Linked DNA regions of Homo sapiens: region 1 is linked to region 2. A link is an interaction called in ENCODE POLR2A ChIA-PET data of the cell type or tissue named here. Cell type or tissue: OCI-LY7. All regions are shown on one strand. Each heading gives the region's core, and the rest is flanking DNA. Links, peaks and the distances in the headings are about the cores only. Region 1 overlaps MAP2K5 (mitogen-activated protein kinase kinase 5). Region 2 has its middle 25 kb from the start of RNU6-1.

Evidence for each region. ChIA-PET counts read pairs that join two places held together with the same protein. Peaks named below come from ENCODE experiments on the same cell type or tissue, not always from the same donor. Only the 100,000 strongest peaks of a DNase experiment are listed, where the experiment ranks them.
Region 1: POLR2A ChIA-PET joins it to region 2 with 13 read pairs; 2 of 35 experiments call an interaction of 5 or more read pairs at or near these places.

What each region holds. Positions count from the first base shown.
Region 1 is chr15:67,653,373-67,668,897 of GRCh38, reverse strand. MAP2K5 (mitogen-activated protein kinase kinase 5) reads right to left here. Exons shown (of 22, transcript NM_145160.3): 12 at 10,284-10,345; 13 at 4,253-4,301. Among named protein-coding and RNA genes, the nearest start is that of MAP2K5, 120 kb to the right of the region's middle. In OCI-LY7, for the core only: no CTCF peak of the experiment used is centred there; no DNase peak of the experiment used is centred there.
Region 2 is chr15:67,857,112-67,873,807 of GRCh38, reverse strand. No RefSeq gene overlaps it. Among named protein-coding and RNA genes, the nearest start is that of RNU6-1, 25 kb to the right of the region's middle. RefSeq lists enhancers at 11,002-11,091, 13,441-13,530, 13,586-14,086. In OCI-LY7, for the core only: CTCF peaks have their summits at 10,026 and 10,227 (motif pointing left); DNase peaks (open chromatin) are centred at 10,227 and 10,817; H3K4me3 peaks cover 1,513 bases; H3K27ac peaks cover 2,571 bases.

The DNA.
Region 1 (15,525 bases), core at 7,526-15,525, 210 kb after region 2:
AGAAAGTAAATGAAACTAACCAGGTTCATATATACAAAAAAACTCCTGGCACACCAACTATATAGGTTTTTTTTTTCTTCTATAAACTTCTGCATCTGTGTAAGATGGCCCCAGAATGATTGCCAATTTTATTTTCTTAATCTAAATTCTATTCTCATTACCCTTGCATTTCTATTTTTTATCCTCAGGGAAAGAGACAGCAGTTACTACCAGGGCATTCTCACATCTTCCCAAGAAATGGCATAGGTGTTAATCTTGTATTTATGTTTGATGTGGGTAATGATGGCTATGACTGGAGCTGTAGGTTTATTAATATGCAGGGCTCTCACCTCATTAGTGGCGATGTATGTTTTGAAGTGAAGCTGCGATGTTTCCTGTAATGTCGGATCTGGCCTAACAGATTTTCTCACTGTTCATTTTCTTTGTTTTTACCCATAGTCAGCACATGCTATGCTTATAGTGCTCTCACATATGCCTTTTAATAAAGACAACTTTTCCACAGTAGTTAATTTGGTGGGCATTTCAAACATTTTTAATGATTATGTCCTCATGTGGAATTATCACACGTTTGGTTTATTTTAGAGAAAAGATTTTCATAATTTTTGACTCAGTAATATAAAGTATAATAAACTCTCTCCCTGGCTTGGTTTTGGAGTGGTGTATTCTTATTAACTGAATAAAGTGATTAATTCATGGTTATAATAAAAACATGCCACATTCTTAGCATTCAATAGTTTATAAAGTCCCTGCACATATATCTCAACCAAATCTTAAAAAGAGCAAAATAAACAATAGTAACACCTGACTGAATATAACATTTGATGATCCATTATGAATAGCAACTGCTGTGCTTCAATTTCCAAAACAATTTCCAGTTAACATAATATACTATCAAATAAACTAACTTTTACCAGACTAACAAGCCTCATGGGATGAGTGGTTTGCCGCTGCTTATTGCTCAGATTTCATTCTACTCTACAGTCCTCACTGGATATAAACTACGGGAGAGACTCCAGGTTTTCAAGAGTTTGTTTGGAAGCCATTAACTACGTTTAATAAATTCTGTAATATACTACTTATTTATACACTTTCTATAGCTAAAATCTGGACCACCGTATTCCAAGGAAGCCATATAAATGCGAGAAATAGTTTGTTCTCTTTTCTCATTAGATACTGAACACATCTCCATTTCTTAATCTTTTGAAATTTGTGCCCATAAGTACAAAGCAATTTCTTTTTTTTTTTACTCTGGTTTTTAAGAACGGCATTAGAAAATGATGATCAGAGGACAACACAGGTACTTAGACCAAGACAAAGGAGGAAGAGGTATAGATCACTCATTAGTATTTCTCTTTCACCATCTTCTTTTCACTGTCCTCTCACAATGCCTAAACCAGGCTCCCCCAGCCCCTGCAGAAGGACCCCTGTTTTTGATTTGACAATGTGACACATGTTCAGCTAGAATTCCCATCATCATTCATTTAGAGAAAGCAAAAATGAGTACATGTGCTTTTAAGAAGGAACAGCAATGAGCTTATATAGCAAAAGTGCATAAACAAGTATATTACCTATTTAATTGCCTTAGCTGAACTTAAAAGCTCTGATCTTTAATTGCCTGATTGAACTGATCTAAAAAGCTACAATTTTTTAATCAAGAAGAAAATTAAATAGCTTTTTGGTAAATAAAAAGGCATCTTTAATCTTATTTTTATGGAATCCAAGTTATTAAATATGGACAAAACCTCTAAAATATTAAGTTAACAACTACTCAATCTAAGGTAAATTTCTCATTACAATGCTTTACAAAAGTCTTCAGGGACACCTGGCTTCTTTGACGCTTCAGTAAAAACACATGCTTTTAAGTCCAGAAGGTAAAAGTTTCCATGAATAGCTGGGAAACTCAAAAGCTAAATATGAATATATTTAATGAGGTGTATTACCACAGGATATTTATTTCTGTAGTTGAGTGGCCATAACTACTGGGACATAACTGTTCATCTGCACTGCAATTCGTTAGTCTTTCCATTGAGACAGATGTAGGTGCACACTCATTCACTGAAATTCCTTGAAAGGACTTGTCAGCCCTCTACCACTGTTCCTACTGTGTCCCCAACAGATATCTTCTTCTCACAACAGGTGGCATTTTATAGCAGGCTACTCTCTGTAGGAATTGGGCTGGCCAGCACCAACTGAAAAAGTAAGTACAGGCCCAGGATTCCCTCTTGAAACCTCTATGCTCTCCATCAGTCAAACCACTGCAGCCCTTGTCCGTCACTAACGAAAAAGCCCTTTCTTAGCCCAAGTTGCAACCAGGGATGAAAAGAAGGACCTACTGGCTTCTGAGAGTCTCTGGTCAACCAAGCTTGGCCACAGTGATCATGAAGTGGTTTATAGTGAGAATCTGACCCTAGACATTATTTTTAGATCCAGACAAATCCATCTGAAACATGTCTATCAAGATCCCATTTCAAATGAAAAATTTAGTTATTTCTCCCAAACCCAGAGTAAAAATTAAAATAAAAAAATTTAGATACAGGAATACAAAAGGTACATCAACTTATCAGCATGATTTCTAATTTTAAAGAAGAAAAATCAAGATAATGGCAGAATAACTAAAACATATTTCCCTATCCACTATAGTTCTTTGTGCTACTAAGATTCCTTGCACAAAGTTATAGCTAGAGAGGGATTTCATTACAAGCCAGAATTAACCTGTATGCCCAGAGACAGGATGATCCTAACACTCACTTTCTAACAACACTCGAATTTCCATGGCACTGCCCTTTTAAAGAAAGCTTTACTATTAAGAATGGATGTTTTTCCTTTAGTTCTTTTGTCAAATGGATAGATGTCCATTTTTTAAAGAATCAATAAAATTTTGAGAACTGACCATTGGGTTAATTCTTATTAAAATGGCTATCACCACTTTACCGGTAGCTGGGTGTGCGGAGGTAGGAGTACAGGGAATAGAAACAATATAAGTTATATCATGTTGAATACTGTTATCTCTTACTCTTGGTAGTCAAAAATGTTCAATTTTTTTTCATCCACCAAATTTGTTTACACACTTATTTATACTCAGAGAAAGTAACACTAACAAAACTCACTCTCCCTACACCTACCTTTCGCACCAACTATACTCTAGAAATGGAGTGGACTGGCTTTAAAAATAAATCTAGTTTATGATTCCATTTAGTCAGTTAAATACCTTCAAAAACCTGACTATTTGATTTGTCAAAATCTAGATACCCTCATTAAAAAGGAGGATTTCAGAAGAAATGTGGAATCACTAGGATATTAAAACCACCACAAAAGAAAACAACCCTTAGTGACAGATATGACATCACAGTTGAAAATATCAGTTGTTTTCTCCATCTCACAGTTTATATCCTTAAAAGAAAAAACTTTCCTTTAGTCACATCTAATGTGTATGCTGTTCCATTCCCCAAATGTACATACAGCTAAGATGAGCAGATGTGTAAAATTAAACAGCACTGTTAGTAACACTAGGCCTTGAAGTTGCTTTGTTATAGTCTCTTTCTCACTTAATAATTTGCTCCAAATGAATTCAGATATTTTGGGAACATTAAAAAAACAAAAGGAGATTCCTTTTGCAATATTCAACACTCATCTGATTATTCTCTCATGTGTTCTGTTACTAGACAAGGGGACTATTCCTGATGCTTTCACCAATAACTTATTTAAAGTTTTACTTTTGGCCAGGCGCGGTGGCTCCCGCCTGAATCCTAGCACTCTGGGAGGCCAAGGTAGGAGGACTGCTTGAGGCTAGGGGTTTAACAACAACCTGGCCAACAGAGCAAGACCCCATCTTTAAAAAAATTAAAAATAAAGTTTTTCTTTCCAGTATGTGAAGCAATCTCTTAAGGAACAGTGTGTGATGCTATCTGAAATGTTAATAGAAGGAAGGATGTAATTGTACAGAAAGCAAAGGTTTTGCATTAACAATAGTTAAGTAAGACAAACAAGATCCTGTTATTTTCAAATACTATGAAATATCTTTTTACAAGTTTGACAAAGGTGATTCACAAAAACACACTACCAAGTTTATAATCTAAATGAGAGAAGTTGATGGAGAAAACAAGAAAAATAACATTTATAGAGCAGCCATCTTTTTGAGTACCAGATGTATCAGCTGGCTTAAATGTCAGAACACTTACTTTAAAAATCAAGGTATCTGGAGAGACCCAACCCCACCCCAAATTAAATCCAAGCTTATAAGCCCAGCACATACCTCTATGTAAAATCTTTAAACTCCACAAATAAGTAAGGCCTTTAACAACCTAAATTTAGGAAAAAGAAAACAGTACAATTATCAATTATGGTTTTTAAAAGGAACTTTCCATATTTAAATACATTCAACATTTTTTTTTTTTTGAGACAGGGTGTCACCCTGTCACCTAGGCTGAAGTGCTGTGGGGTACAATCACTGCTCACTGTAGCCTTGACCTCCTGGGCTCAAGCAATCCTTCCACCTCAGCTGCCTGAGTAGCTGGGACCACAGGTGTGCACCATCATGCCTAGCTTTTTTTTTTTTTTTTTTTTTGGTAGAAACAGGGATCTCACTAATGTTGCCTAAGCTGGTCTTGAAGTCCTGGGCTTAAGTGATCCTCCTGCCTCAGCCTCCCAAAGTGCTAGGATTACAGGCGTAAGCCACCACACCTGGCCTAACTCTTCCCTTAAAACTCTGTCAATCAATAAGCATTTACTGAACACCTCCCATTTCTGTGTGAGGCTTTGTGGGAAAACCAAATGCAAAAGCCACAGGTTCCTACCTTTAATGAGCTTATAATCTTCTGAAGATAAGGTACTCCAAATGAAAGAAATAAGTGCATGTGTATATAAAATAATCTGGAAGTACCTATGCTGAATTCATAATGATGCTAAGCCAGGGAAGGAGAGACACAGGAAAAAGGGAAAATGGCTTTCTTAATTTTCTATACTTCTGTGTGTAAAACTTTTTTTGAAGTCATGACACTTATGACCAAGGAGAAACTTTTCTTCTGAGACAGGATCTCACTCTGTTGCCCAGGCTGGAGTGCAGTGGTGCAATCATAGCACACTGTAACCTCAAATTCCTGGGATCAAACAATCCTCCCACCTCAGCCTCCTGAGTAGGTGGGACTACAGGTGCACACCACCATACCCTGCTAATTTTAAAATATTTTTTGTAGAGATGTGATCTTGTTTTGTTGTCAAGGCTGGTCTTGAACTCCTGACCTCAAGGGATCCTCCTGCCTCGGCCTCCCAAATCCCTGGGACTACAGGTGGGAGTCACCATGCCTGGCCTGGAGAGACATTTTTAAAAAGTTAACTAATGAAATAAGGCAGTGGGTAGAATAGAAACTGCTTTTCCCATCAGGAGTCAGAAAGGCTTACTAAGGTGTTACATCTTGAGTAACGGATTTAACTTGAATGAAAAAAAGAAAAGGAAGTGTTTAGGTCAAGGTAAAAATATATAATCAAAGTACTGGGCAATGTACTCTTCCAAAATATCAAAGTAAGGAAAGACAAACACTGAGGCATTAGAGAGACATGACAACCAAATGCAATGAATAATCCTAGACTGGAGTAGGACCAGAATTTTTTTTCTTTTGTCTATACAGGGTATTATTGGACAATTGGTGAAATTTGAATAAGGGCTGTTGAGTAGATAACAGTATTGTATCGATACTAGTTTCCTGATTTTAATCAGTGATTATGTAAGATAATGTGTTTGTTCTTAGGAAATAGATACCTAACATATTTGGGGATAAAGGCTGTGATATCTGTAACTTATTCTCAAATGTTTCAGGAAAAAACATGTTTATAGATTTTTAACCCAATATGGTAAACTTTTAACAACTGGGGAATATGGGTGAAGCATCTGTGGGAATTTTTTGCATTAGTCTCACAACTTTTCTGTAAGTTTAAAATAATCTCAAAATAAAAAGCTCCCCCCAAATTTATAAAGTATATTGGGGCAGGAAAGAATGAAGTATATCAAGATGGTCCTCATAAGCCAGTCTGGCTGGTGCAAAGCATATATGTTGACAAGGCAAGGTATTAAAAGGGCAGGTCAAGGAAATAAAATGAGAAAATACAAACATCTGAATTAGATTTGCATTTTTCACTCTCATAGCCTGAGTTAAGAGTAATTAGTTGAATGAGATACTGAAAAAAAGATGTTTCCATGACCCTAAGTATATGGGTGACAAGTACTACCTTCTATGTGGAAAATTTAATCAGTGGTCACCATTAAAAACTTAAAAAATCTTTATGTATAAATTGCTATAAAAGGAAATGTACATGTTTTATTCATAACCACTGATCCTATATGCACATGAGCGTGAACTTACCAATTTCAAGGTTGACTATTCATAATTAGACACCAGATACACTGAACAAATCACTATTGGTCAAAATTTACTGTAAGATTTACAAGTATTCATCACTATAGAGAATTCTGGGTAAGTCAGGACTATAAGAACAAGAAAACCTATCATTACCCATGAGAAGTAAATGAGTCGTTTACATATCTTGAAAATGGTAAGAAAAGGTTAGGGGCTAAATATGCAAGAATTCTAGTTGATCAAGGAAGCCTAAGAGCAACTGTGAAATAAGAAATGCAATGGGAGAAAGCCAATTCCCAAATACTAAAGATCTAGAAGACAAAATCTATATCAATTAATACTGAGCAGAAGTTAACATATTTTAATTGTTCTCAAAGGGTGCAATGTGCTCCTGAAAGATTTGCTAACATAGATTCATCAATTCTAGTATATGTTTGTCTATTCTAAGAGAACAGCATACATTTTTATAGCAAATGACTTGTTCCACAGTTTGGAAATAACTGGCATTACAATAAAACACATGTATTCTGGACAGGAAGACAATACAGAAAGAAAATATCAAAATATTAATAATGATAAGTTTATCACAGAAGGAAATATAACAAAAATATTTCTTTAAATGTTTATAAAAATTAACATCCATAACGATAACAATTTTCTCTTTGAGTAATAGGAGGAGGTCATCTTATTTAGCATGGAGGTGATCATCTCCATTCTGAGGAAGAAGGGTTAAAATTTTCAACTTAGAAGCTTAGCTGCATGTTATAAAAACTATCCATTAAAGATAGCTCACCACTAAAAATTGGTTCCATACAAAATGAATTTTCAGAAAACATGTAGGGGAAGGCAATCCAATATATTCTGATAGTTAGGTAGAAAAAAGTAAAACAAATACTGATTTTATAATATTTGCTAAAATTATTCATTTTGTTAGAGATTTAAAAAGAAAATATTCTTATTCTTTGTCAAAATACACTACATTTTCCTTTAGAAACATGTAAATTCTGGTGAAAAAGGAGCTAGAAATCTGTGAACTGAAAATCTAAAGGATATTATTGGTATTCAGTAGGCTGGGTTTCACAACGATGACTTGACAAAGCCTTGACACTAAAAGTACTTATATCTGTTGTCAATCACTCGCTCCTTGACATGTCAAGTGCACCTCCTTTCAGGGACAACTTCAATCAACATTAGCACTCAAAATACAGTACACAATGTCACTGCTTCAGAAATGAGAAGAAAAATAGAATGTGTTAGGTGGCAGGGAAAGGCAGAAAGGCATTCCTCTTTATAGAAGACCAGATTCAAATGGATAGTAGAGAAAAACCACTGAGCCACTGAGTAAGCTGGAAGGCTGAAATCAGGTATATATAAATTCCTTTGGGGGAAAAAAAAAACTCTCTTGCCATACATTTTACAAGAAAAAATTTGAATAACATATCACAGAGGTCAACAGAGGTCCATGCTGTAATGAACCTTGGACCTATGAACCTGCCTTGCATGGCCAGATTATTAGACCCTGGAAAATAAAGTTAATTTGGGAAAAGAGAGATACCTAAAGACATGAAAAGAATCTGAAGCAATTGTGTTGCTCCACTATTCTCTCATTCATAAGTCTCTCTTTTTATTTTTTAGCCTAGCTCTTTCTTCCACTCCTGCCTCTATTTTTTTTTTTTCTCATTCTGTTAGGAAAACACACTGAGAAAGCAAGAGGTCTGGTGTCAGACAGCCCTGTGTTCAAATTTGTACTGACTAATTAGATGATAACTCTGGGCAAGCTGGTTAACTTTTCCAAACCTCATCTTGCATGTGCACAGAGTATGTTCAATAATCCACACTTTACAAGGTGGCTGTAAAGGCTAAATGACATAATATTTGTATAGAAAGCATGCAACAGTGATTGGCACAGGAAGTATTCAATATACACCTATTTCCCTACTCTCTGTTTCTGATTCTGTTGCTTTTGACTTGGCAATGGCACCCTTGTGTTTTCTTGGCCTCCATGAGGGAACTCAAGGGAAAGATGTTGATGCCATCTTCAGTACACTTTCAGAGAAATGACCAAGGATACTGGGATCACAATCAGACTATGGGAATATTTAGTTTACACACCACAGCCCACAGCCCATCAATTTGCTAGTCTTATTTTGACTAGTACAACCCTCCTGGTGCCAGGTATTAGCCATGGGCCAATCTGGTGTTTGTCAGCTGCAACAAATGATAATCCAAATTTGTAGCCTACTCAGGAAACATACAAAAAAAACACTACATTTTGGAGGCATTATACAAACCCAGGCTCCTGCAGAATTTAGCATGGAGGTGATCATTTCCGTGGCAGACAAAGAGCAAAATTATTAAAAAACATTTCTTCTACTCCAGCTGTAAGTAGTTTTCATTACTATGACCTGATGAGCCATAAAAGCTGGAAAAATTGGACACATATTTAGGGGGGAAAACCCCTAATTAAAAAAAATGTAAAGGCAAATATAAACAATCCTTCAGAGTAGCTCTTACTTTAATGCCTTTCACTAAAATAATTTGTGTCACATTTTCATTCACTTAATAGGCAAGCCCTGTATTTGATGCTGAATTATTTTTTCTGCTGACTCTATTCACTTCAACAGTCTTCCTACTCCAGTAGAACTGAAAAGATAGGTGGCCTTGTGTGGATGCCCTAAACAAGAGGGAAGTAAGATTTATGAAGTTCAGGAAGAACATGCTTCTCTACTGAAGATGGCAGATTTCTATTTTTGCCAAGTTCCATAGATAACTGAATATATAGAAGTTGTATACTTTTTTCTTTTTCAATTGGTATCCTTGCCTTTTTTTGCCCTTTATTATACATGTTATTAAACTTTACAGCCAAGAACTGCCAAAAGCCACAAAGCATTCATTCTCTCCTGGGATTAGAACAGGAAATGAAACATTTTTATTTTCATCTAAAATAGTGATTTAAGTACTCAAATTTCATACTAATCTACCTGCACATGTAGATGAGAAGCTACTTAGGAGCAATAGCATCAGAAAAGAAAGTTCTCATCACCCAGGGCACTTCACACTAATAATTAGAAAGAAAAAAGGAAAGCTGTGAATTACAATGAACTAAGACTAAATAAGTGTCCATGTTCGATTAAAGAATTTGAGTTGTCAGTTTGATGTATAATGAATGTGAAAATCAGCCATTTAATTAAATGGTACATGGTACAATCACTTTGTTCTGCATTAAACCACTGAAGTTATCATCGTGCCTTTAGTTTAGCAATTGTTTACTATCACACCACCCCATGACTTCTCTTAGACACTGTTTAACCTACATTATTATAAATGTGAAATATGGAACTTATGAGAACATTATAGTAATGTTAGTTTAGTTTATATATTTCATCAGTATATTAGTGCATATAGAAAATACAAGAATATGGGAAAACTGCTTTAAATCACAAAGGGAATAAATTTCTAGATGTAGTTGATGAAAAAATTAAAAACCAAGAACATAAAAAGACTGCAAAAAATCTTTACTAATACTACTTTGTTCTTAATAAATTAATATTTTCTCATAGACTGCTTTAACAACTCAGACTTTTTAAGTATTTGCTAATCATATGCTAATCATAACTACAAAATGTAAAAACAAAACAAAAAACAGCATTTTTTTTTCAGAAGAAGTTGGAAATTTTACGAGTCAACAAGAATACCAAGGTCCCTGCAAACACATGAAACTAGAACAGGTTGGAGCACATAAGCGTGTGACTATGTTGTGATGTTGGGTGGGCTGGTCTATGAAAAGAAGAACAAAACAGGAGAAAATCAAGAAGGTCTTAGGAGCCAACTGGGATTGAAGAACAAGAAAAAACATTGAGAATATAAGAAGAATGAGCTTGATTAGAAGGATTAAATCACTCAAATTTCCTAACACTGAAGCCATATACTTACTGCTACTGCAATTCTTCCAAGGACATGTTCTGGCATTTTCCTATATACATCCAAAGATCCCCCTGTAGAGATAAACATGCCATGTTACTACAAATGAAATTACCAGAACAATGCACTGGGCTTCTCCTGTGTGTTCACTGTGAGAATACATTTTTACACTTCCTACAGCATGCATTGGATGTGTAGTATAAAACTTTTTAGTCCAATGTTATCTAAAACATAATCATACTTCCTGATGAAGTATAACTAGATATTTCCATTTTATTCTGAAGTGTATAGTCACATACATGAAAAACTGAAAGAAACTAGTCAAGGGCAAGCTAAGAAACTATACTTTATGTAAACTTAAATACATACACAAAATTATAAAGATCAATATGACTATTAAACATTTAGTTGCCTGTCTTTTGTAACAGCTTTTCTCAAATGTAAACCAGGGTAATATCTTAGAATTTTCACATTAATCCAACAAAAGCTGGAATATATGCAGAGAACCACTACGTTGCTCATTAATGATATGATTATGAGATCTATTTTAACAATATGTAATAACCTTTCTTTAAGAGTCAAATTGAGGTATATAGTCTTTCAGTTCTATAAAAAAATTGTATTCCAGAGTATTTGACAAATATTTTTTCCTATCAGAGGCTAAAAATTCTTATTTAATGCTTTATTACTGGATGATTCATAAGTATGCCTCATAAGGTACTAAACATGAAGTATGTCATTCTTCCGAAATGCAAATGTGAATATTTTCATATGTCAAATTTTCATAAAGCTAAACATCAGAGAAAATATTTTTATCTGTAAAAAAATCGTGTATTCATATACAAACATATGTATGCAAGTATACATATATATGCATATAGACACATGCATATATATATATATATGGCTACTGGCTTTATATTTATCCCATTTAAAGCAGATAGAGAAAAATGATCACTCTTAGTTAAACTTTGCTTGTAGTTTGCAGATTGGAACAAGAAACTGGGAAACCACTGTGTAACTAAACATTACACTTTGGCTCTCGGTGCTACTGGGAAGATAATGAAAAAAAGACACTTCTGATATGAACTGAACCACCCTTATTTACCAAAATTACATTTTTATTATAGATGTAATAAAAGTGAGAATACAGCAGAAAAACGTTTTATGTTCTCATTGATCTTTCAGATAAATTGGCAGTACCAAGGATAAACAGAATAAAAAAGATCAAGCTTTACATGCTGGTATTTGGAAGACTGACAAATGCAGCTTACTGGACCAATCCCTTATGAAGTGAATGACCTGAATGACTCAAAACTAGGAGGTGAAAACCCATCCACATGTACCAGTAACAACTTCTAAGAGGAGATTTACTTTTACCAAGGATATAAATCAGGGCCTAATTAACTAAATGGACAATGGTTTCAACAAGCTAAACCTAAAAAACAAAGATTACCTTACCACCATTATCAGTAGAAGAAGCCAAAAAGGAATCTAATTTTGAGGTGGTTCACTGGTTTTTAACCTCAGTTAGACCCGCTTTCCTTAACTATCCATATGGCTAAATCTTTACACAGCTGGCTCTGTGCCATCACTGATTCATTTTGTCCTTTTCATGTCCGTTAGAGATAAACGTCATAGGTGAAAAAATGATGTAGCAGATCCACTCAGGATTAAGAGTTCCTGTTAAGTTTGATGAGTTCTTTTTCTGCAATTCAGTAATTCTTATCAGGTTAAAAATGGCAGAAGGGGTTGGTTTAATTTTTCTCTTTTATTATCATTTCTATTCTACAGATCTATCAAAAATGGCAACTGTTAGACCTATCAAACATTAGGGCAGGAAAGGACATTAAAGATCAGTCCAGCAACTTTACTTGACAGGTGGGAAAAACAGTCCCAGTGATGTGAATGTTCTAGCTAAAGCCATGAGTCAGCTGATGGCAGAGCTCAGAGAGGACCTGAACCTTTGAAGTTTCAGAAGTTAAAGATTTAAAAGGTGGCCAGGCACGATGGCTCACACCTGTAATCCCAGCACTTTGGGAGGCCAAGGAGGGAGGATCACTTGAGGTCAGGAGTTTGAGACCAGCCTAGGAGACACGGCAAAACCCCATCTCTACCAAAAATATAAAAATTAGATGGGCAAAGTGGTGTACACTACTCTGTAGTCCCGGCTACTCAGGAGGCTGAGGCAGGAGAATTGCTTGAACCCGGGAGGTGAAGGTTGCAGTGAGCAGAGACTGCGCCACTGCACTACATCCTGGGTGACAGAGTAAGACCCTGTCTCAAAAAAAAAAAAAAAATTAAAAGGTTTCCCCATGACGTGACATATATGGCTTGAGAATCACATGTGAACTTTTTGCAGTTTAAAAAGTCTCATGCAATGTGATACTACTATGATGCAAATTGACAGAATTTAATTTTAGCTGAGATGGTGGTATCCAAGGCATTTAGAAACTCATTCATCTGTGGCTCGGTAGGTTTGAACTTTTTGCTCGTGATTCCAAAGTTACTGGTTTGTTCTCTGTGATCTGTCACTTTTCTTTGTTCCCTGAAGTCATATGTAACCAAATAGAAATTCTGAAGTTGAAAAGTATAATAACTGAAATGAAAATTTTTGGAGAGGATCAACAGCATATTTGAGACAGCAGAAGAAAGAATCAAGGGAGGTAAAGATAGGTCAATGGAAATTATCCAGTGTAATGATGAAAAGAAAAGAAAATGAAGAAAAATGAACACATTCTCGGAGACCTGTAAAATACCATCCAGCATACGGACATATGCTTAATGGGAGATCAGAAAGAGAGGAGAAAAGGTAAGGAGTGGAAAGAATATTTCAGAAAACAATGACCCCAAACTTCCTAAATTTGATTTTAAAAAGTGAATCTACACATCCAAGAAGTTCAGTATACTTCATATAGGATAAACTCAAAGAGATCTACATCTATACACATTATTATCAAACTATCCATAGCCAAAGACAAAAAGAAAATCTTGAAAGCAGCAAGAGAAGTGACATTTCAATTACAAATAATCCTCAAAAGAACAAGAGCTGATTACTCATCAGAAACCAGAGGTCAGAGGCAGGGGAATGACATTTGAACATGAAAGAAAAAGATTATAAACCAAAAATTCTATATCCAGCAAAAACTATTCTACGAAACTGAAGGAGAAATTAAGATACTCTCAAATAAACTGGGAAATTTATCTCAGAATACTGAGAATTAATCATTAGTTAACCTACCCTACAAGAAATAAAATACAGTCTTTCAGACTGAAAGAACTTTAGATTGAAGTTAAAAGACAGTAACTCAGATCCACATGAAGAAATAAGGAACACTGGTAAAGGTAACTGCATAGGCAAATATAAAAGACAGGATAAATGTATGTTTTGTTTGTATCTCTTTTGTTCTATGACTTAAGAGACAATGGCATAATTTTAAATTTGTGTTGGACACACAATGTATAGGAATGTAACTTATATGACAATAATAGCATAAAAAAGATGAGAAGAAATTGAGCTATACAGAAGCAAAGTTTTTGTATACTATTTTTTTTTTTTTTTGAGATGGAGTCTCACTCTGTCACCCAGTCTGGAGTGCAGTGGCACAATCTCGGCTCACTGCAACCTCTGCCTCCTGGATTCAAGCTATTCTCCAGCCTCAGCCTCCCGAGTAGCTGGGATTACAGGCATGCACCACTGAGTCCAGCTAATTTTTGTATTTTTTTTTAGGAGAGACGAGGTTTCACCAACTCGGCCAGGCTAATCTTGAACTCCTGACCTCAGGTGATCCGCGCACCTCGGCCTCCCAAAGTGCTGGGATTACAGGTGTGAGCCACCATGCCTGGCCTTTTGTATACTATTAAAATAAAGTCAGTGTTAATCTGAACTAAATTGTTATAAGTTAAGAAGTTAATTGTAATCCCTAGAGCAACATTAAGAATATAACTCAAAAACACAGAGTAAAAGCAACCATGGGGAATTTAAATGGTACCTTTGAAAATATCTACTTGATATAAAAGAAAGCAACAACAGAACATGAAAGACATGACTTATAGAAAACAAATAGAATGGGATAGATACATCTCACCTTGTTAGTAATTAATGTAAAAGGTTTAAGCACTCTAATTAAATAAGAGATTGGCAGAATTGATTTTTAAAAAAATGATCCAACTATATGCTGTCTACAACAAAGGTATTTTATATTTAAAGACACCAACAGGTTGAAAAATGGTGAAAAAAGATATACTATTCAAATAGTAATCAAAAGGGAGCTGCAGTGACTATACTAGTGGAAAAAATAGACTTTTAGATAACTATTGTTAAATATTGTTACTAGAGACAAAGACATTTTCTAATGATAAAAGGATCAATCAACCAAGAAGATATAACAATTATAAACATGCATGGACCTAACAACGGAGTGCCAAAATATATGAAACATAAACTGAAAGAACTGAAAGGAGAAATAGACAACTCAAAAATATTAGTTTTTGAGACTTCAATATCTCACTTTCAAAAATGGACAAAACTATACAGAAGATTAATAAGAAAATACTGAACAGTATTATAAACCAATCAGAATTAACTGACATGTAAAGGATACTTCACTTAACCACAGTAGAATATATTCTTCTCAAGTACGCATATGTGGAAATTAAACAGCACATACCTAAATAAAAATGGGTCAAAAAGAAATCGCAAGAGATTTCTATCATAGAAAAATGGAAAATACTTTGAGATTAATGAAAATAAAAACACAACATACCAAAACTTCTAGGATGCAACTAAAGCCGTGCTTAGAGGAAAATTTATAACCTACATTAAATAAGAAGAAAGATCTCAAATCAATATCCTAACTTGCTACCTTAAACAGAAGGAGAACATCAAGCTAAAACTAAACTCAAAGAAAGCAGAAAAAAAGAAAATAATAAAATTTAAGCAGAAATAAACAAAACAGAGAATAGAAAAAAAAATAGAGAAAATCAAAGAAACCAAAAGTCGGTTTCATTTTAAATGAAAAAATTTTTTTTAGCTGGGTGTGGTGGCTCACACCTGTAATCCCAGCACTTTGGGAGGCCAAGGTGGGTGGATCACCTGAGGTCAGGAGTTCGAGACCAGCCTGACCAACATGGAGAAACCCTGTCTCTACTAAAAATACAAAATTAGCAGGGCATGGTGGCACAGAGTAGCTGGGTGCTTGTAATCCCAGCTACTCTGGAGGCTGAGGCAGGAGAACGGCTTGAACCCAGGAGG
Region 2 (16,696 bases), core at 6,958-14,957:
AGGTGCCTTGCCAGTGGCACACCACTTAGAGAAGATGCTGAGGGAAGCTTCTGTCAGCTGGGCACTGAAGGTTACCATGCACTGCCAGAACTGGGAGCTGGAGAAGCTGCCCTTTTCAGGAAAAGGGAAAGAGTAAGAGACAATTTCTTCCTCCTCCCATGCCTACTACTGGCTTAACATCATGTATCAAAGAAAAATATTTATTTAACCCACCTCCATTATCACAGAGCAGGTAAAGAAGGGTGAATTTGGAGCCAAGAAGCAATAAGTTGATGACTGTCACAAAACCCTTTATCATTTGTGTGTTTTGCAAATATTTTTTCTCAAGCTACAGTTTGTCTTTTCATTTTCTTGATGGTGCCTTTTGAAAAGCAGATGCTTTTAATTTTGATGATGCCAATTCATTCATTTTTCTTTTTTCATTCATGCTTTTTTAATCCTAAAATCTTTGCCTAACCTCAAATCATAAGATTTTCCCATGTTTTCTCCTTGAAGTTTTACAGTTTCAGCTTCCAGATTTAGGCTTATGATCCATTTCAAGTTTTGTGTGTATGCATTTTTAAAATTGGTAACATATACAATAAATTACAAAAATATGTGCATCTACTTTAATTTATAAATGGTATCAAGTTATCTCATTATGCTTCCTACCTTTGTCACTGAGGGCTGTTTTTAAGATTCATTCATGTTGCTATGTATACATCTGCTATGGTTTGAAAGTTTGTCCCCTCCAAAACTTATTTTGAAATTTAATTGCTATTGTAGCAGTATTAAGAGGTGGGACTTTTAAGAACTTGACAGCTTCCATCTCATGAGTGGGATTGGTGCTATTATAAAAGAGTGAGTTTAGGGGCTAGGCACAGTGGCTCATGCCTGTAATGCATGAGCATTACAGACAATCCAAAGTCTCAACACTCTGGGAGGCTGTGGCAGGAGAATTGCTTGAGCCCAAGAGTTCAAGTTTAGGGGCTAGGCACAGTGGCTCATGCCTATAATCTCAACACTCTGGGAGGCTGAGGTGGGAGAATTGCTTGAGCCCAAGAGTTCGAAACCAGCCTGAGGAACATTGTGAGACCCCATCTCTACAAAAAAAAAAAAAAAAAAAAAAAATTAGCTGGGTGTGGTGGTGTACACCTGTGGTCCCAGCTACTCGGGAGGCTGAGGTGGGAGGATCCCTTGAGCCTAGGAGTTCAAGACTGCAGTCAGCTATTATCATGCCACTGCACTCTAGCCTGGGTGACAGAACAAAACCTTGTCTCAAAAAAATAAAAATGAAAGATAAAGAGTGAATTTGGCCCTCTCTAACCCTCTCTTTGCTCTACTGCCATCTGATGCTTTCTGCCATCTTATGATACAGCAGCAAGAAGGCTCTTGCCAGATGCCGGCACCATGATCTTGAACTTCCCATCTCCAGAAATGTAAGAAATAAATCTTGGCTCATTGCAAATCATCCAATCTGTGGTATCTGTTACAGCAGCATAAAACAGACTAAAGCACTCTACTACATGCATCATTCACATTTCACCCATTTATTCCTCTCCAGATGGACAACTGCTTGTCTCCAATTGCCTGCTAGCAGAACTGACACAGCAGCCAATGTTCTAATCTGTATTCCCTGATGGACCTGTATGATTACTTATCCTGAGTGTATATACACCCAGGAGTAGATCTGCTGGGTCCCAGGCTGTGCATATATTTAATTTATCTAGTATATCTAATGTATCAGACTGCTCTCCAGAATGGTTGACAATCTGCATTCCCACCAGCAGCATGTGAAGGAAACTATATCTCCACTTACCTGCTAACACTTGACATTTTCCAACTTTCCAATTTTTGCCAGTCTTCTAGGTGTAAGGCTGATATTTCATTGTTGTTTAAAATTGAATTTCTTTGATTACTAATGATTTTAATTTTTAATAATTCCCTTAACTTGCCTGTTTGGGTTACCACTTTTATAAGTTTTCTCTTGATAAACTGTCCATTCTTCTATGGGATCTGCTACCTTTTCCTTGCCTTGCATTTAATTTGTTGTTCTTTTTCTAAGATGAAAGCTTGAATTATAATTTTAGAACTTTTTTCTAATATATGCATTCAATGTCATAAATATCCCTCTAAGCACTTTTACTGCATCCCTCAAATTTTGATAATTTGAGTTTTCATTTTCATTTAGTTGCAAATAGTTTTTGGTTTCTCTTGAGATTTCTTTTTCAGCCATATGTCATTTAGAAGTATGTTGTTTAGTCTCCAAGTATTTGGGGGATTTTCCAGCTATCTTTCTGTTTAATCCCATTGTAGTCTGAGAGCATACATTGTAATATTTCTGTTCCTTTAAATTAGGTAGGGTGCAGGTTGTGGCCCAGAATGTGGTCTACTTTGGTGAACGGTACATGTGAGGAATGTGTATTATGCTGTTTTGGATGAAGTAGTCTATAGATGTCAATTATATCCTGTTGATTGATGGTGCTGTTGAGTTCAACTATGTCCTTACTGATTTTCTGACTGCTGGATCAGTCCATTTTCAACAAAGGGGTATTGAAGTCTCCAACTAAAATAATGAATTCATCTATTTCTCCTTGCAGTTCTATCAGTTTTTGCCTCATGTATTTTGATGCTCTGTTGTTAGGGGCATACCCATTAAAGATTATGTCTTCCTGGAGAATCAACCCCTTTGTCATTATGTAATGCCCCTCCTATCCCTGTTTAATTTGCTTGCTCTGAAGTCTGCTCTGTCTGAATATACCTACTCCAGCTTTCTTTGATTAGTGTTAGCATGGTATATCTTTCTTATCCTTCTCCATCTCTTTACTTTTAGTCTATATGGATCTTTATATTTAAAGTGGGTATATTTTACACAACAATATAATTGAGTCTTTTTTTTTTCTGAGATAGGGTCTTGCTCTGTCACCCAGGCTAGAGTGCAGTGGCTCAATCACAGCTCACTGCAGCCTTGATCTCCTGGGCTCAAGAAATCCTCCTACCTCAGCCACTCAAATAGTTAGATCTACAGGCACACACCACCATGCCCATCTAATTTTTATTTACTTTGAGATGGAGTCTCATTCTGTCAACCAGGCTGGAGTGCACTGGCATGATCTCAGATCACTGTAACCTCCACCTCCCAGGCTCAAGCAATTCTCATACCTCACCCTCCCGAGTCCCTGGGATTACAGGCGCCCACCACTACACCTGGCTAATTTGGGTTTCACCATGTTGGTCAGGCTGGTCTCAAACTCCTGATCTCAAATGATTCACTCACCTCAGCCTACCAAAGTGCTGGGATTACAGGCGTGAGCCACTGCACCCAGCCCCAGCTAATTTTTAAATTTCTTGTAGGGACAGAGTGAGACCTTGTCTCAACAACAACAATACAATGACTTAAAAAACACACAGTATAACAACTATTTACATAGCATTTACGTTATATTAGATACTATAAGCAATCTAGAGATGATTTAAAGTATCCAGGACGTTGCGCACAAGTTTTGTGCAAATACTACGCCATTTTTAATAAGGAACTTGAGCAGTCCTGGATTTTGGTACCTGAGGGGGAGCGTAGAACCCATCCCCAATGGATATGGAGGGATGACAGTGACAGCAACAGGGGGCAGCCTAGGCAGACAGGGGCAGGTCCCCGGTGAAACCCCACCTAAAGCCAAAAACAGCCTGAAGGCTGAAAGATTGGACTGCTGGTCCTGGATGAAACTGCAACCCAGAATGAGAACTTCTGTTCTTTTTGCCTCCCTTTCCCAACTGATTCTTTCTGAATGCCTTTTAACCAATAGAATGTTGCTTTTTCCAATACTACCTGTGGCCTGCCCCTCCCCCATTCTGAGCTTGTAAAAAGCCCCGGACTTAGTCATATTATGGGGACTTTCCAGCCTTCGGGTAGGCGGACCACCCCTGCATCCCCTCTCTGCTGAAAGCTGTTTCATCACTCAATAAAATTCCCTGCCTTGCTCATTCTTTGACTGTCAGTGCATCCTCATTCTTCTTGGGCACAGGACAAGAACTCAGGAACAGGTGTGCAAGCCATACTCAGCATGGGTGGGCCAAGTGGGCAGGCCATCTCCTGCAACAGGTAGTGTGGTCAAGGGAGGCCTGGGTGGGGCATTGCCAGCCAGAGGTTCCTGGCTTGCAAAGTGACTGAGAATAAAAGCCTGTGTCAATGGTACTTGCATATTCTGTGTATTAATCCCTTATCATTTTTAGATTTACAGATATCTTCACCTATTCTGTCACCTATTGTCCATAGTATCCTCTTTTGTATGGAAATAGTTAATTTGGATGTCATCAAATTAATGCATTTTTTGCCTTTGGGTTTGTGCCTTTGAAGTTCTGTTTAATGAGTCCCTCTCCCAGCCCAAGTTTCAAAGATAGTCCCTTATATTTTCTTCTATTAACTTTGGTTTTATTTCTCACCTTAAAGTTTTACATCACTTAGTGTTTTACATCACACAGCAACAATCATCAACACAGAACCTCCTGTGACCAGATGTGTGTGGGTTTCCCCCACCACCAAGCAGCAGACACCTGGCTGGTGTCTTCCAATTCATATCTGATACTATCTACCTGGAGATAGTGTCAGATCCCACAGGTTGAGGGCTCAGTTCCCAAGACTTCTCCCTCCTTCCCCGCAGCCACAACTCTAGGCCTCAGAACTTCGGACCAACTGACTTCAAGTTGGGGTTCCCACGCCCGTCTCTTTAGGCTTGATTAATTTGCTAGAGCAGCTCACGGAACTCAGGGAAACACATTTACCAGTTTACTAAGGAGGATATTTTAAAGGATACAAATAAACAGCCAGATGAAGAGACCTCTAGCGAGTTCTGGAAGGGTCTCCAGCACAGGAGCTTCTGTCCCCATGGAGTTGGGATACACCACCCTCCAGGCCCATGAATGCGTTCTTCCTGTCAGCCTGCATGTGTTCAGCTATCTGGATCTCTCTGAACCCAGTCCTCTTGGATTTTTATGGAAACATTCTTGCCCCTCAGGGTATGAGGTGGAATCCGCTCAGGGAGGGTCTTAAGACCCACAATCAGAAAAGTGGGGATAGATTAGATGTCTGCCTTGGGGCAGGTGAAAGGAGGGCAGAAGAGAGATTGTGTTTCCTGAGGCCTCACACACTGAACATTCTAACAAGACTGTAACAAGGGCTATGGGAGTTAGGAGCCAATATATGGACGAAAACCAATATATATATCAGAACACCACACAGCATATACCTTTCCCTTTGGTGTAAGGCAGGGATTCTAGATTTTCCCCCCACATAGCGAACGGGTTTAATCTGCTTTCTTCATTGATTTGTGATGTCTCCCACCTGTATGCTAATGGTCTGACTTTCAGTTTTCTATTCCATTCCATGGTCTATTGGTCTGTTTTGGTGCCAAAACAATGTTGTTTGATTTGGTTTGGTTTGACATAGCTTTGTAGTGTGCTTAATATCTGGTAGGACAAATTCTAGCTCTTTATTTTTTTAAGGTTGACTTAGTCCTGTTTGTCCACACAAATTTGAGAGTGAGTTTATCAAGTTCCTGGAAAATAGAGCTAGAATTTTTATTGGGATTCCATTGAACTTATAGATTAACTCATAAAGATCTGATTCCTATATAATATTCAATCATTTCATCCAAGAACATAAAATTTCTCTCCATTTAGTCAGGTTATTTTCTACATCCTTAATTAGCATTTTCATGTTTTCTCCATAGATATTTTTAATTAAGTACATTACTAGATTTTTTTATACTTTGTCGTTGCTGTTGTGAATAGATGTTGTTTGTGGTGAAGACAAATGTTAAGGATTTATTTTTGGTCAATCTTCTATCTACTAAATGACTGAATTATCTTAATTTTAAAAGTCTATGCTGATTCTCTTTGCTTTTCAAGACAAATGAAAATATCTTCACATAGTGACAATTTTATTTCTTCTCATCCTGTATGTCTTACATTTTTCTTCATTCATAGCTTTGTCTGGAACTTCTATTATTATATAGTAAATGATAGCAGTACAGTTGGATGCCTTATTTTGTTCCAGATGTTAAAGTGAATGCTCCTAGTTTCTTCATTAAGTGTAGTGTTTGCTTTAAGTTTTTGCTATATAACCAGTTTTTTCTGAGACAGGGTCGTGCTGTGTCTCCCAGGCTGGAGTGAAGTGGTGTAATCATGGCTCACTGCAGCCTCGACCTCTGAGGCTCAAGCCATCCTCCCACCTCAGCCTCCCAAGTAGTTAGGACTATAGGCATGTGCCACCACCCCTGGCTAATTATTGTATTTTTGGTAGAAATGGGGTCTCACTATGTTGTCCAAGCTAGTCTCGAACTCCTGGGCTCAAGCAATCCTCCTGCCTTGGCCTCCCACAGTGCTGGGACTACAAGTGTTAGCCACTGCACCTGGCCCTATATAACCTTTATCAAATTAAACACACCTTTCCTATTTCCAGTTTGCTAAGTTTTTTTTTTTTTTCATTTTCATAAGTTCAAGGAAGTCATATGCTGAGTTATTCATAAATAAAAAATAGGTGAAAAACTTTATCAATATGCTGCTTTTTCTTCACCATTTGAGATACTCATGTGATTTTTTTCATGTGATTTTTGTCCTTTATTAAAGTGGGGTGATTTTCAATGTTGAGCTGGAATTCCTGGGATAAACCTACTTTCAAAAAACATATAACTAGATTAGTTGCTATTTTATTTAAGATTCTTTTTTTTTTTTTAACAGAGTCTCGCTCTGTTGCCCAGGCTGGAGTGCAATGGAGCAATCTCGGCTCACTACAACCTCTGCCTCCCAGGCTCAAGCGTTTCTCCTGCCTCAGCCTCCTAAGTAGCTAATATTACAGGTGCATGCCACCATGCCCAGCTAATTTTTTGTATTTTTAGTAGAGACGGGGTTTCACCATGTTGGCCAGGCTGGTCTTGAACTCCCGACCTCAAGTGATCTGCCTGCCTTGGCCTCCCAGAGTGCTGGGATTATAGGTGTAAGCCACCGTGTCTGGCCAGGATTTTTATACATGCATTCATAGGTGAAATGAACTTAATACATTTATTTATTGCTTTGTCCTTACTGATTTTGGAATCAAGATTATATTGGTTTCATAAAATGATCTGGGCAACTTTGGTCTTTTCTAACTTTCTGGAACAACTTATATAAGATAGAAATTAACTGATCCTTGAAAGTTCGGTACAACTCCAGAAACCCACAAGTTTTTCATTACCATGAATCCCTCCAGCTCCCCAAAAATAGTTTTCTACTGTTGACCACATTTTGAAAGATTTGGTTTAAATTAATATGTATGACTTTTTCTTTCCCCAGGTGACTGCGTGCTGTAGAGAAAGTACCCACAGCTCTGCAGAATGGTGCCATGACAAACTCAAAGTCATCACCCTCAACTGGACAGTCAACTCTTTTATTGTCCTCAAGTTAAAGGGTCGCACCTCTCTCCTCAAGTCCCCTTCTCAGGCTCACCTATTACCTTTGGATAGATGACCCAACCTCCTACTTGACTGAGAAAAGGTAGCCACTAGGGACTAGCCTCTTGAATCCACCTACCTCCTTACAATGATTCTGTCTACACCCAATCATACCTCTTTCCATCAGTCTCCAAACACAAGGTGTCCCTTCTTAAATCCAAGACAATCTCTGTAAACCTGCTCCAAATCCCCTCCCTTTCTCCCATGGACTTTGCCTGTTTTGACATCCCCTCTCTGTCCCGAAGTTTAAACTCTACCTCGCTATGGGGCTTGGGGGGCTCATTTTCCTCGGTTCAGCAACAGACTCAAATCTCACCCATCCCAAAATAAAATCCCTCCTTTGTGTGCTGTGGGGCAGACATTCTCACGCACTGCAGGTGGGAATGTAAATTGGCAAGATCTTTCTGGGAAGCAATTTGGTAACCTGAGTCAAAAGCCTGAAAAATATTTGCACCCTTTGTCCCAGTAATCCTACCTCTAAAAAATTCATCTAAGGAAATAATCAGAAATGCTGACAAAGGTAGATGTTTAAAGATGTTAATCTCTCTGTTATTTTAACAGCAAAAATTGGAAACAATCTAAAGGCTTAACAATAGGGGATAACTTAAATAAATTGTACTTAAATGTAATAAAATACTGTACTATCACTAAAAATACAATTTTAAAAAGCATAATTGAATGGGAAACTGTTCATGAAGCAATGTTGGCTGTGAAGACGGCAGCACAGAAACAGTAGATACAGTCTGGTGCTGATTTTGTTACATATAAAAATAGCTAACACTTCTGGAATGTTAACTATTATATACGTTCTCTCACTCAATCCTCACAACATTCCTGTACAGTTAATACCGTTATTCACATTTTGTAGAGAAAGAAACCAACCAGAAAGAAAAATACCAATATTTGGCAGGGGGTACTGATGAATTTTATTTTCTTCATTCTCTTTATTTTCCCATTTTTATTTATTTTTATTTTTTATTTTGTAGAGATGGAGTTTTGACATGTTGCCCAGGCTGGTTTCAAACTCCCGGGCTCAAGGGATCCTCCCACCTCGGCCTCCGAAAGTGCTAGGATTACAGGCATGAGCCACTGCATCCAGCCTGTATTTTCCAATTATTTAAAGAGGAATTATTATTATTATCATTTTGTCAAACAGAAGTCCTGAATCATTGCTCCTCTTTCTGATTTATATATGCTAGTAGTGAATATTTTGGACAATACAGAGAAAATGCAATTTCCATTACTGCTACTCCAACTGCCACAGACAGCCACTGTGGACAGTTTGGCTTTTGTATTTCTATTTGCCTCTAAAATGTGTATGTAGACATATGCACTTTAAAAAGCAAACACGCCGGGCGCAGTGGCTCACACCTGTAATCCCAGCACTTTGGAAGGCCGAGGTGGTGGATCGCTTGAGGCTGGGAGTTCGAGAGCAGCCTGGCCAACATGGTGAAACCTCCTCTCTACTAAAAATACAAAAATTAGCCAGGCGTGGTGGTGTGCGCCTGTAATCCCAGCTACTCAGGAGGCTGAGGCAAGAGAATCACTTGAACCTGGGAGGCGGACGTTGCGGTGAGCCAAGATCGCATCACTGCACTCCAGCCTGAGCAACAGAGTGAGACTGTGTCTCAAACAAAAACAAAACAAAAACAACAAAAAAAGATCATGGAAACGTGGCTGTACATAGAACTCTACAATTTGGGCCGGGTGCGGTGGCTCACGCCTGTAATCCCAGCACTTTGGGAGGCCGAAGCGGGTGGATCACGAGGTCAGGAGTCCGAGACCAGCCTGATCAACATGGTGAAACCCCGTCTCGACTAAAAATACAAAAGTTAGCCAGGCGTGGTGGCGGGCGCCTGTAGTCCCAGCTACTCGGGAGGCTGAGGCAAGAGAATTGCTTGAACCCGGGAGGTGGAGGTTGCAGTGACACAAGATCGCGCCACTGCACTCCAGCCTGGGTGACAGAGCGAGACTCCGTGTCAATAAATAAATACATACATAAATAACAACAACAACAAAAAAGAACTCTACAATTTGAGTCCAAAAGTGGCTGCATTTTGATGTCCAGGGGTCGCCGTCCTGCGGGAAGAGGATGTGCAGCGCCCGTTTCTGCTGAAGGGACCAGTTTACTTACGCCAGGCAGACAGCCATCTCTGTGCTGCCCCACCCCAAGAGCTCCAAGTCTGGGCCTAGGAGAACTGAGTTCCTGTCCTAATTCTGCCATTTACTAGCTCTCCTAATCAACTTTTTTCTTTGGGAGCCCGTTTGCCCACTTTCAGACGGGGCAACAGTTCTTGTCTTGCCCACTTTAAGGGAACACTGTGACGTTCCAAGGGGCTGACGGGTGTGACTGGTTAAATCCCGCACCCAAGACAGTGGTCTTGGGACTCCTGTCCCTCCTCCCCATTTCCCGCTGCCTCAGGAATCCTTCGACCTGGCTTAAGGAGAAGAGAGGCCAGCGGCCGCGGGAGGGGCAGGGACCTTGTGCCCTGCACAGCACTAGAGACCAGAAGCTCCAGGCTGGCTTTCCAGCCTTCCCGCCCACTCAAGAGTCCTGCGGCGCGCCCTGCATAGTGGAAGGACTCGCCGCGTGCGGACGCGTAAGGGAGGCCCCTGGAGTGCAGCGGTGGAAGAGGGGAAACGCCGGGACTCTGGAAAGCAGGCTGCGTGGCGTCTACTTCCAACGCACGTTTTAAAGGCACTGCGGGCGCGAGCCGGCGCAGAGGCTGGGGCCCTCCTCCGCGGAGCCGCCGCCCTCTGGTGGCGGCGTGCGAAAGTTACAGCAGTTCGCTCTGCCCCGGCTCCCCGCGCAGGGGTTGAGGGACTGGGTTGCCACTCACACATATTCTAAGCCAGGGGCCCTTAGGGAGCTCCCAATTGAGACCTGAAACCGGCCCGAAGGGGAAGCCTGACATGGGGAAGCCAGGACTGGGACCTGGGACTCCGGCTGCGCCCCCGATTGACGCTTACAATAGCACAATTATGGTCATTGTGAACGCCAAAAGCCCCAGACAGTTAAGATTTCATTCAGGCCATTGCAATAGGGAGAACGTTCATTAATGAGGAGCATCTCAAAGGGGACTGGGGTTTTAGAGAGGCAGGTAAACAATGGAGTCATCAGCGAATCTTAGGGAATAGTAAGAAAGGATGGAGATCCGTATTTCCTTGGGATGCGAGCTTAAGGTGGTCCTTTGTGGCTTAGCTCTTTCCTTGGAACTTAAAGAGGTTGGAGAACTTTATCGTCGCTGCCTTCTGGAGGCACAGGGCTCAGATAAAGGTCAACATTGTCATAGTAAATGGTGCATGATGCAGGACAGCCATTTAAGAGGTGAGGGAAGTGAGACCCAGACCACCCAACTGAAATTTTGTGGCTGAAGCAAGATTCCAACCTGCAGACACCAAGACAGCAAAAAGTCCCCAACATGAAGTGCAGAGTTCCCTTGGAGAGTAAGATCAGAAGCTCAGGATGAGTTCCGCCAACAGCGGAAATGACGTCCTCCAAGACATGGAATCAACCTACGTCTCCATCAACAGATGATTGGATAAATAAAATATGATCTGTATACCCAATGGAATCGTGTTCAGACACAAAAATGAATGAAATTGTGTCTTCTGCAGCAGCATGGATGGAACTGGAGGTTGTTAGGTGAAAAAAGTCAGACACAGAAAGACAAATACTCATGTTCTCACTCATAAGTGGGAACTAAATAATGTATACATATGGGTGTGAGTATGAATGATAGTGGACGCAGAGAAGGGGATGTGGGGATGGATGATGAGAATTCACTTAATGGGTACAATGTATGTTATTTGGGTGATGGATACCCTGAAAGCCTGACATCACCACTACGAATTCTGTGCATGTAACAAAATTATACTTGTATCCCATAAATTTATACCAATCCAAAAATAAATAAATAGAAAGAAATTACCTGCTCCACAGCTTCTGGTTTGATAGAACGTATTGGAGAAGCATTGGGATTACCCAGATTACCCCAGGTATAGGGGAAGGGGGCTATGAAGTTACAGTGAAGACCCCCTAGTCAAGCCTCAGGAAGGGCCAGAAACAAGGCAGGTCTGGGATTCACCTGCTGTGTCTGTCTCTCTTTCAGCCAGTCAGTCGGTCAATCTCTGTCTCCAGGATACCCACTGTTATCTCTTCCACCAATCTCCATTCCCCCAACTTCAACTGACATCTGGCCTCCTACAACTACCCTGGTCCCTGAATCTACTCAACCTTCCAGTCACAGAGTTCACTTTTTTTTTTTTTTTTTTTTGAGATAGAGTCTCACTCTGTTCCCCAGGCTGGAGTGCAGTGGCACAATCTCGGCTCACTGCAACCTCCACCTCCCGGGTTCAAGCAATTCTCCTGCCTCAGTCTCCCGAGTAGCTGGGACTACAGGCACATGCCTCCACACCTTGCTGGTTTTTGTATTTTTAGTAAAGATAGGTTTTCACCATATTGGCCAGGCTGGTCTTGAACTCCTGACCTCAAGTGATCCACCTGCCTCGGCCTCCCAAAGTGCTGAGATTACAGGTGTGAGCTACCACACCCAGCCACAGAGCCCACTTGTAACTGCAGCTTCCTACTGTATCTTTTAAGATCCCTCTCGAACAAGTTCATGCCTTCATGCCAGGGCATGAGTCAGCGGCTGCAGCCAGCCTATTCTCTCCCTGGCCTCTGGGTCCTGGGTTGTGTGGGGTGGGATGAGTGGGCTTTCATAATCTGCTTTTCACAGGGGATAGGGGCAGGACAGCTGCCCCTAGAAGCGTCAGGAGCGGCTGCATCAAGGCAGTCCAAGGCTAAATTTTGGAAGGCAAGACTAGACATGTCATCATTTCCAAGCACTTAAGCCCACTCATGGGTCCTGAGCTTCTTCTTCAGGAGGGTGTAGACTGAAGAGGGTGATCTGAATGGCTAGAGAAGAAGCAGCTAGAGTGACAAGCCTGCATAGCAGCCCCAGAAGTGTCCCTGGCCTGGCCCATGGACCCAGTTGTCCAGCCTCCTTGTCAACCATCTTCTTTCTCAGCATACGTGTTCATGCCCTAGGCCAACAGCAGGCAGACTACAGGCTGCAAAGCTAAATCTGGTCCCTCACCACTGGTTTCTGCTTGGTCTGAGAGCTAAGAATGGCTTTAATGTTCTTAAAAAAGTTGAAAGAAGAGTAATATATTGGCCAGGCATTGTGGCCCACGCCTGTAATCCTAGCACTTTGGGAGGCCGAGGCGGGTGGATCACCTGAGGTCAGTAGTTCCAGACCAGCCTGGCCAACATGGCAAAACCCTGTCTCTACTAAAAATACAAAAATTAGCTAGGTGTGGTGGTGTGTGCCTGTCATTCCAGCTATTCAGGAGGCTGAGGCAGGAGAATCACTTGAACTCAGGAGGCAGAGGTTGCAGTAAGCTGAGATTGCGCCACTGCACTCCAGCCTGGGCAACAGAGCAAGACTCCGTCTCAAAAAAGAAAAAAGAGAGAGTAATACATCAGGACACATGAAAACTGTATGAAATTCAAATTTCAATGTTTATAAGTAAAGTTTTATTGGAACACAGCTATGCTCATGTATTTATGTGCTGTCTGTGGCTGTTTTCACACTGCAGTGGTAGAGTTGAATGGTTTCAACAGAGACTGCAAAGTCTACAATATTCACTGTCTGGACCTTAACAGAAACAGTTTTTGGACCCTTGGGCAGTCCTTGCTTGATGCCTCTAGCTATAGATCCTTGCTGGGCCTGGGGCCTGCTCCAAGAGGCCAGTTGTCAATCCAGATGGCTTTTCTCCAGGGAAAGGAGACACCGGCAGTAATGATGTGAAAGGCTGACCCACTGAGCCGTGACACTTCTCACGGGAAATGAGTCAGTTGGCTTCCTGATCTATAGGTGAGCCTCTCTTAGTTTAAATGTCCCTCTCCTGAGTCTGACCAACTCAGGGGCTGTGTCAGCAAGGATCTTTGGTTACAGGTGACAGAAACCCAATTTGGACAATCTAAAGGAAACAAGAAATGTGTTAAGAAGGCCCTGGCATGTGTCCCGGGACCCATGCTGAGCATGCAGCGGGACCTCAGAGGTGTGTTGAGTCCTTGCTCAGACAGCCTGGTCTGCCCACTCTCACGGTGCCCCCTGCACACCCACTGCTAAGGCCTTCTGCAGGCTGCACCTCTCACCGTCAGGCCCTGGAGAGAGACCATCTGACCCATGTTCAAACATCTTGGAAAAAGGAGGCTCTGGTTGGCATGTTCAGGTACCCACCCCTAGCAGTGACCTGTGCCCACCTTCCCACTGAACAAAACGACTTCTGGTAACCAGGGCAGCGGCAGAAGCGGGGACAGTGGAGGCAGGTGAGCCGCAGAGCTGAAATGAGTGTGCTGATGGTGTCTCTCAGGGGTTTCTTTCCCCTCTGTGCTCAAGCCCTTCTGCCCTCAATGCCCTTTTCCCAACCCTCACCCCTTTACCAGCCTGGCTCTTCCTGTCCTTTAAGACTCAAGCAGGTTGCCGCCACCTCCTGGAAGCACCTCCTCACCCTCCCTACCCCTGCCAAGGCCCCTCCTTTGGCCGACTCCCGTCCCTGGCTGTTCACCCTGGCTCCTGAGTTACTTGAAGACTCAGATCACGTTTTATCCTCAGGGCCTGGAACACAGAGGAGGCTCAGTGAATGTTTCACGGATGAATTGATTCTGAGGGCTTGGATCCAGTAGTGGGGACAATTTCTTCAGGAGGAGATCCCAGGACTTCCTCTCCAACATTTCTCACATGACACACAGTAGCAGGGGGGTTAAGAGCCCATGTCTCAGTCTGGGTTCCACCACATACTAGTTGGGCAAGTCACTTAAGTTTCCTAACCTTAGTTTCCTCATCTGTAAAATGGGCATACCATTTTTTTTTTTTTTTTTTGAGACAGGGTCTCACTCTGTCACCCAGGCTGGAGTGCAGTGGTGGGATCACAGCTCACATCAATCTTGACCTCCTGGGCTCAAAGGATCCTCCTGCCTCAGGCTCCCCAGCAGCTGCAATTACACGAGTGCATGCCACCATGCCCAGTTAATTTTTTTTATTTTTTGTAGAGACAAGGTCTGACCAGGTTGCCAGGCTGGTCTCAAGCAATCCTCCCATCCCAGCCTCCCAAAGTCCTGGGATTATAGGCGTGAGCCACCGCACCTAGCCAATGGAAATACCATCTACCAGTATCTACTTCAAAGGGCTGTTGTAAGGGTTAAATGAGATACTGCTTGACACAATTCCTGGGACATTACAAGTACTGATTTATTATTATTATTACTATTAATCATCATATGTTCCCTCACTTTCCAGCAGCACTCCCACTGACCCCAGTGACATGCAGAGACCAGGAAGCCCCTCCCAGCCCTTCAAGAACCATAAAACAATTACTCCCCATCTCTACTAAAAATACAAAAAAAATTAGCCGGGCGTGGTGGCAGGTGCCTGTGGTCCCAGCTACCTGGGAGGCTGAGTCAGGAGAATGGTGTGAACCCAGGAGGCAGAGGTTGCAGTGAGCCAAGGTCACGCCACTGCACTCCAGCCTGGGTGACAGAGTGAGACTCTGTCTCAAAAAAAAAAAAAAAAAAATTACTAATCCCTCAATAAAACAGAGGCTTAGAGTTTAGCTTCACTGGATTTCTCTACCAAGGTAGCATCAGCCTGTTTTTAAATTTTTGGAAAATATAATAAAGAAAAATGTTAAACAATTCAACACATTTTATCTTTTCGAGTGTTTTTTTCTTAATATTAAATGTAGTTCTAACTACACTATATCTGCATATGTACATTCTACTGTCCATCAGTATCATTAAATCATGGCTGTTACATTGTCATAGATAGTGTCGAATACATCGTTTCTCAACTTTTCAGGAAAGGAATGTTAAAGGATAATTTCAAAAAAGATTATGATTCTCATGCAGATTTAAAATATACATGTGTTCTGGATTTTATTTAACTCATTATTAATGAGGGACCCAGTAGGAGCCTACAACCAGTTCAAAAGAGAATGCAAAGAACAGACACACATATAGATCAGGAAGATTGAAATGCATATGCAAATGGAGACAAAACTGGCTTCTTCCACAGTGCAGGAGGCAAGTGCATTGAGCATCCACTGGCTTCAAGGGATCCTCTCACCTTGCCCTCCCAAAGTGCTGGGATTACAGGCTTGAACCACCATGGCTGGCCTTGTGATTTTTTTTTTTTTTGAGACAGAGTCTCACTCTGTTGCCTAGGCTGAAGTGCAGTGATGTGATCTCGGCTCACTGCAACCTCCACCTGCTGGGTTCAAGCAGTTCTCCTGCCTCAACCTTCCCAGTAGCTAGGACTACAGGCATGTGCCATTCCTACACTCCTCCCGCCCCACCCCCTAGCTAATTTTTATATTTTTAGTAGAGACTGACCTCAGGTGATCTACTTGCCTCGGCCTCCCAAGTGCTGGGATTCCAGGGGTGAGCTACCGCACCTGGCTATGAATTTTAAAATAAGAAAGAAGATGGCCGTTTTACATACTGCACATTGAGACTCATAGCATGCAATCTTCCTGAAAGTTACTCAAAGACACTCTGCAACTGCCTGAAACATAAGTTGAAAATCAAGAATTTAAGGAAATACAGTATGGCTGATGGTCTTTTTTCAAAGATGACCATATCAGCATATACATATGCATGTACATGTGTATACATGCACACACGTGTGTACATATGTGGGCACCCGCACATGTTCATCTTACAAAGTGATCTTGACACACTTCCATGGAAGTTGGGCAGAACTTTGTACCTGTCCCAACCACCAGGATGCAGCAGAAGTGACACTGAATGATTTCTGAGGCTAGGTCATAAAAGGCAATGGCTTCCACCTGGCTCGCTCTCTCTAGATGCTTGCCTTTGGAACTCAGCCACTATGTTGTGAGGGAGACCAGGCACACCAGAGGCCATGTGTGGGTGTTCTGGTCAATAGCCCCAGCGAGGCCTCCAGCTGAGTGACAGCCAGCACCAACTTCAGGTAAGCAAGCCTTCAGATGATTCTAGACAAGCTAGAGGCTCAACTTTGGAGTTTTACTGCGAGGCCTCAGACATTTCACATCTCCTTTGGAGGAGAGATAAGCCATCCCTGTTATACCTTGTCTAAACTGTAATGCACAGAAAGAGCAAGAGGTAATAAATGATTATTGTTTTAAGCATTAAGCTTTAGGATAATTAATTTTAATTTTTATTTTATGTTTTTTGAGACAGTCTC